2 separate regions of the Mus musculus genome follow, and region 1 is linked to region 2. A link is a contact called in ENCODE Hi-C or POLR2A ChIA-PET data. All regions are on one chromosome and are shown on one strand. The core of a region is the stretch at or near the end of the contact, and the rest is flanking DNA. Distances in the headings are between cores, read along the strand shown. Region 1 holds the start of Snhg5 (small nucleolar RNA host gene 5). Region 2 holds the start of Syncrip (synaptotagmin binding, cytoplasmic RNA interacting protein).

What was found. A loop is a pair of places that touch in the nucleus more often than their neighbours do. ChIA-PET counts read pairs that join two places held with the same protein, here RNA polymerase II (POLR2A).
Region 1: a map of left cerebral cortex shows a loop between it and region 2 (9-fold over the local background). The contact joins the promoter of Snhg5 here to the promoter of Syncrip in region 2. A Hi-C loop is called at or near these places in 26 of 37 maps with a recorded cell type or tissue (CH12.LX, Patski, T-helper 1 cell and 10 more). POLR2A ChIA-PET finds 5 or more read pairs at or near these places in 5 of 5 experiments (Patski and embryonic stem cell).

The regions. Positions count from the first base shown.
Region 1 is chr9:88,521,423-88,524,215 of GRCm38, reverse strand. It overlaps Snhg5 (small nucleolar RNA host gene 5), which reads left to right and starts at 1,319. Exons shown (of 5, transcript NR_040721.1): 1 at 1,319-1,732; 2 at 1,835-1,909; 3 at 2,241-2,298; 4 at 2,500-2,566; 5 at 2,768-2,793. LOC115487267 (a small nucleolar RNA gene) reads left to right here and starts at 2,348; the gene lies at 2,348-2,419. LOC115487269 (a small nucleolar RNA gene) reads left to right here and starts at 2,616; the gene lies at 2,616-2,687.
Region 2 is chr9:88,480,816-88,483,664 of GRCm38, reverse strand. It overlaps Syncrip (synaptotagmin binding, cytoplasmic RNA interacting protein), which reads left to right and starts at 1,268. Exons shown (of 11, transcript NM_019666.2): 1 at 1,268-1,609.

The DNA of each region.
Region 1 (2,793 bases), core at 70-2,569, 40 kb before region 2:
TCAAAAGGGAATAAATGGTGCTTGCGAGGATAACACCTAAGGCTGCCCTTCAGCCTCTGCATGCATGTGTGTACCTGGGCACATAGATTTAAAAAGAACCAAATTAAGACCACAGGCTTGAAATGTAGCCCAGAGGCACAGTCCTTAACCAGATGCTGTGACAAGCTTTTACCATGTGATTCTATTCCCTACCTTCTTTCTATGGCAAACCTTATGTGATGTTCTTACCCAAACGGCTTTTATTCACTTATTACCATTACTATCACATGTGTGCATGATGTGTGTGAGGGCATGCATGCCACAGTCTATAAGTATGGTGATCAGAGGATAACTGTTAATGTAAACTGACAGCAAATGCACACATAATTAGTAAAAAATGCTACAAAATAAAGACCCGAGCTTCCAAGTGCTAAAATATCCAAATGTGTGTATCCATACATTTAAATTACTTTGAATTATATATTTGACCTTTGAAGTCTTAAGTTTTTTTCTGCAGATAATTTAGAAGGGAGAAACTTAAAAAATAGCAAAGGATAGCTATGTGACCTTAGGCCAACTGGCGGCTTTTGACTTGCTTTCTCCTCTGTGAAACGGAATGTTTAACTTCTCAGCATTCTGACAGTATAACTGTCACTAGTGTCTGTTTCCCGGAGTGGGAGACTTGGGGGGGCGGGGGAATCTGGTGTTGGACCTGGTTGAGCGCCCAAGCAGGCGTTGGATAAGCCTGCACTGGACAGCATGGCTGTCTGCAGACCAGCGGCACCCCCAGAATGCAGGAAGGATAAACGGAGAGCTTTTCGGTTTTCACCCGCGTAATTCTGTCCTCCCAGGTCCCTTCGGCTGCCCCGCTGAATACACAAGCGCAGCGCTGGCCACCGTAGCAACCAAGCTTCTCCACCAGCGGCGCTCAAAGCTGCCTGCGCGGCGAAGTCAAGGCCACTCCCTGCCGCCGACCGTCCGTGTCGACTAGGCTCGAAGCAGGCGGTGACCTCGCCTCCAACTGCGGCAGTTCGTTTGAATTCTGGCGCCACTCCCACGCCACGTCGAGCTGAGCCACCCCGCCAGACTCGGAAGAGACCGGTGGCGGCGAGCCAGCGGGAGCGCGCGCAGCAACGGAGATGCACGCGGCGGCGGGCGGGCGGCGCGCACCACGCCCCGGAATGGCCTGTAAAAAAAAAAAGAGGTCCAAGGCGCGCGCTCCCACGCGTTGCTTCATGAAAAGCCACGCCCCCACGTACTCTCGCGTCCAATCAGTGACAGAGGGAGGGGCAGCCTCGATCTCGCACAAAGGAGACTATAAAAGGAGCTGCGGTGAACCGGGCTCGTTCTTTTACGACGGAGCCTAAGATATTCTTTGTCTTGTCGGTGAGTGAGTTACAGTCGGATGACCAAGTGAAATATAGGGGTGCAACGAGGATTTGGAGGCTTCTGAGACTTGAACTTAGGGTACTGGTGTAAACTTCCTCGGAGAAGTGCGCAGCAGCTAATGATATTTCGGGATTGGAGTCTGGGCCCCAGTGAGATTCGTACTAAGCGGCCTGACTGAAGGCCGCATGCGTTCTAGTTCCTGAGTCCCCGCGTGGGTAGGTTTTTACAGCAGGGTTTGCAGCCTTTTGTGCTGTTCCGAAGGTACTAGAGTCACCGAAAGAGACATCCTATTATATGCACGTTCACAAGGACAATGGCGCCATTGTTCTTCGCGTCTTCAAAGCAGCTACAAGAAGAAACCAAGGTAAAGGCGATGCAGCTTCTATATTTTAAGAATATTGTTATAGTGCAATAGGAAGTGATGTGTGATGCTTAAATTTTGTTTTTTGATTTTTCATTATATTAGATGGAGGGGAGCCCAAAGCATCTGAGAGAATTGATAAATGAAAGAAACATGCTTAAAACATGACCGTTTTAAAGGGTGTGTATTGAAGCCTAGATTTTTTCCCTTGTAAGCATGCAAACATACCGTTGTGAAGTAAGAATCCGGGTTCCTGGAAATGTATTGTGAAGTAGTCCTGGCCAAACTACTCTGGCCTTTGCAATTTGGAGTGACTGTTGTGAATGCATGGTGTACAAATTGATTGTACAAACAGTTGTGAGACATACCGGGTCAGAACAGTGATGAAATACATCCCGAAGATGATGACCTGAAGATAAATGCAGCTTCTGAGAGAAGACCATTGTGTTTAAGTGGTAGTCTTGTTAATGCAGTTCTTACTCATAGCATGTCATGGTACCTCTTTCTGTAGTGAATGCTGACCAGTGAGATGCCAGCCTGCGTGTGAAGATCCTACAGCAGAAGTGCATGTGAGTGGTGCTCTGTTTTGTTTTCTGCTGAGCTTACTGTCGTTGGTCTAGTCTATGATGATCCTATCCCGAACCTGAATTCCTGTTGAAAAACCATAATTACGGATCTGGCTTCTGAGATGGACCATTGCAAAGGACTATTGTGTTCTTCTTTAATGTTGGCAATGACGTAATGCCTGTGTTTTTGTTTTTATATTTTAGGGCCAGTGACACAAGAACTTGCGAGAGATGCCAGTCCGCCTGTGAAGATCCTGCAGCAGGAGTGCATGTGAGTGGTGCTCTGTTTTGTTTTCTGCTGAGCTTACTGTCGTTGGTCTAGTCTATGATGATCCTATCCCGAACCTGAATTCCTGTTGAAAAACCATACTTACGGATCTGGCTTCTGAGATGGACCATTGCAAAGGACTATTGTGTTCTTCTTTAATGTTGGCAGTAACATAATGCCTGTGTTCTTATTTTTATATTTTAGAGCCAGTGACACAAGACGTGCGAATG
Region 2 (2,849 bases), core at 19-2,518:
TATGTGTCTAGGCACTTTGAAGAGTGTTTATCTAAGTTTCCTTGGACTACTTACTGGCTTATCATAGCATAAAGCTCATTTGGAAGAACAAGTAGCTTTCTAATTGTAGTTTTTTGTTTTTTTTTTCAAAGAGGATAATGCCATTTTTCATTACAGTCGCTCTGGATAAAATTAGTATCCATATCGCCTGAGATACAAACGCCTTTGTCTTGTCTTTCTTGTCCATAGTAAATGGTTACAAAGGAAATGTCACTTCACATAACATTTAATTGCCAAGATGCTTGAAAAGAAACACATTTCCCTCACAGTAGTCCTAATCACGCAGCTTTGTGCTGCTTCAAGTTGTTCAAAGTGTGCCAGGAGGAGCACTTAACTGCTTAAAAGGCCAGGGACAGAAACGGAATATTGCACAATCCAACACCACCGGGTCGGTTAAGCTTCCAAATCTGGCCTCCCTGTCATCCCCGAGCCGGAGGCACAGGGATTTCCTCGCAAACCCGCGGCGCCCCTCCCTCCGCCCAGGGTATTCGTGGAAGCGGAGGACGGCGCGCGCCGGGCCGCGGGATACCCCATTGTCTAGCAGCGGAAGCCGGGGCTCCCCGGGGTGACTCCCGAACTCCAGCCCCGCCACCGGGTGGCCCCGAGCTCCGCCGTTCCCCGTGCAGCTCCCCTCCCCCGCAGCCCCATTGTCTGCCTCGCCTCGCCCCGCCCCGGGGGACACGTGCGCCTGCAGCTTCTCCAGCGCCCAGGGCGCGGGGCGGCCGCGGCGGCGACAGCCCCAGCCCCGGCAGAGCGGGCAGCCAACGTCGGGCACCCTCGGAGCCCAGGCCGGCGGTGGGGCGGTGGGGGGCGGGGAGGGCGGGGTGGGGATATGCTTGTCTCCTGACAAAGAACGAGTGGGACACGCCGAGCCGGCGGCCCCGCCCGCGGAGCGAGAGGGAGTGTCCGCACAGAGGGCGGGTCTCTCATTCACTCGGCCCCTCGCTGTCGCCGCGGCGGAAGGGCGGGGTCTCTCCCCCCCCCCCGACCGGGAGTTAGGGGCGGGGCGAGAGGCGGGGCTCGCGGGCGCGCGTCCCGCGGCGTCGTCTGCGTCGTCACGTCAGCGCGGGAGAGAGAAAGAGCGACTCGGCAGGGACTGGGGACGGGGCCGAGAGAGAGCTAGCGAGGGAGGGCGTGAAGCCAGAGAGAGCCAGAGAGGAAGAAGGGCGGCCACTCGTGTGTGAGCGGCCGCGGACGGGAGTGGGGAAGCTGGGGGAGGAGGTGCAGGGAAGGAAGGACGAAGGCTGAGAGGACAGGGCGGCTAGCGGCCGGCGGAGGTGGCGAGGGGAGAAGGAGGAGCTGTCGGAGGGCAGGGGCTGAGCTGAGGGAGTGAGGGAGAGAAGCGGACGCGCCAGGGAGGGGAGGGAAGGGGGGTCACGCGGGGGCGCGCGCGCACCGGGAGCGCGCTCGGAGGCGAGTGGAACTGGATCGGGTTTGCTGCCAGCGGCGTGAGCTTCGGCCGCCATTTTACAACAGCTCCACTCGCGCCGGACACAGGGAGCAGCGAGCACGCGTTCCCCGCCAGCCGACCCGGTCGGACAGGATTCCTCGGCCCCAGCCCCGCGGGGAGGTAACGACCGCGGGCCCCCGGGTCCGGGAGGGGAGCTCCGTGACATTGTGGAGGGTGCTTGGGGGAGGGCGGCGCGGGGAGAAACCGGCTTTTCTGGAAAATGGATTCCAAGGGGGAGAGAAGAGCACGTTGGCCGGGGCTGCCGGAGAGTAGGCCGCGGCCGCGCCGCCACTTCCTCCTCTCCCCATGTGCAGCCGCGGCTGGGCTTTGTCTGCGGCGCTCCGGGAGGAGGCGCCTCGACAGCCCGATGGCCCGCGCGGAGCGCGAGCGGCGGACTTGGTGCTGTCGTGGCCGGCGGCGCGGGAGTGGGCGGAGAGGCGCGGGGTGCTGTCCCGCGACCGGCCGGCGGGCTTGGGCGGTGCTCGGCTCCCGCGGGCGTGTGCTTGGCGGCGGAACGCCCTCCCCGCGCGGGCTGTCGGCCTCGGCGCCGCAGCCACTGCACCGAGGGGTGCGGGAGGCTGGGGGTCGCGGGCGCCCGGGAGCGCCCGGGGCGGAGAGCCATGTGTCACGGCGGAGACGGCAGCGCTGGGGGGCGGGGAAAGCCCGTGGCCTGGCGCCGCGGCGGCCTCAGTGTTGAGGGGCGAGATGGTGCGGTTGCACGGTTCAGGGGGCTCGCACCGCGACTGCGGGTTGATGTTGGGAGGCGGTGATGACCGTCTTGGCCCGGTACTCGGTGGGTTTCCGTTGAAGGAAGTTGTAGGACATTTGAAGGCGCAGAGCACGTGTTTCTAATGGGTTCCTGGCGGCCGCAGTGGCGAGGCTGCCGCTCCGGGTGCGGAGTCGGGGGCGGGCTTTGGGGTGTGGGGGTGAAGGGTGGAGGAATTGGGTGGTGGGAAGGTGGCTTGTGTGAGCGCTTTGTTCTTCGCTGGCTGTTGTTACTGATCTATAAGCGGCAGGCGGGAAAAGCGCACTTTCTGGTTTACCTTGGAGAGAGACAAGCCCAGCGTTGCTTGCTTCACACACCTTATTCTCCGTTTTGGAACTGCTGCATGTGGCAGGCTGGGCCGGTCGCTGTGCTGATTGGGCTTCATTTGTAATAAGGTTTTTCTCAGTGAGTGTTAGCAGGTGAAGTCAGGGGTGGTGCTCAGGAAGAATCTAGTGAATCGGTCCTTCTGTACCCGAGCTCCAAAATCTGGCTTGTCAGGCGATAGTGATTTTAAGGTTTCTTTCAAGGGAGGTTCAGGCTGGCTGGTTGTAGTTAAGTGGTAGAGAAAGTAAAGATTGGGACTGTCATTGTCCT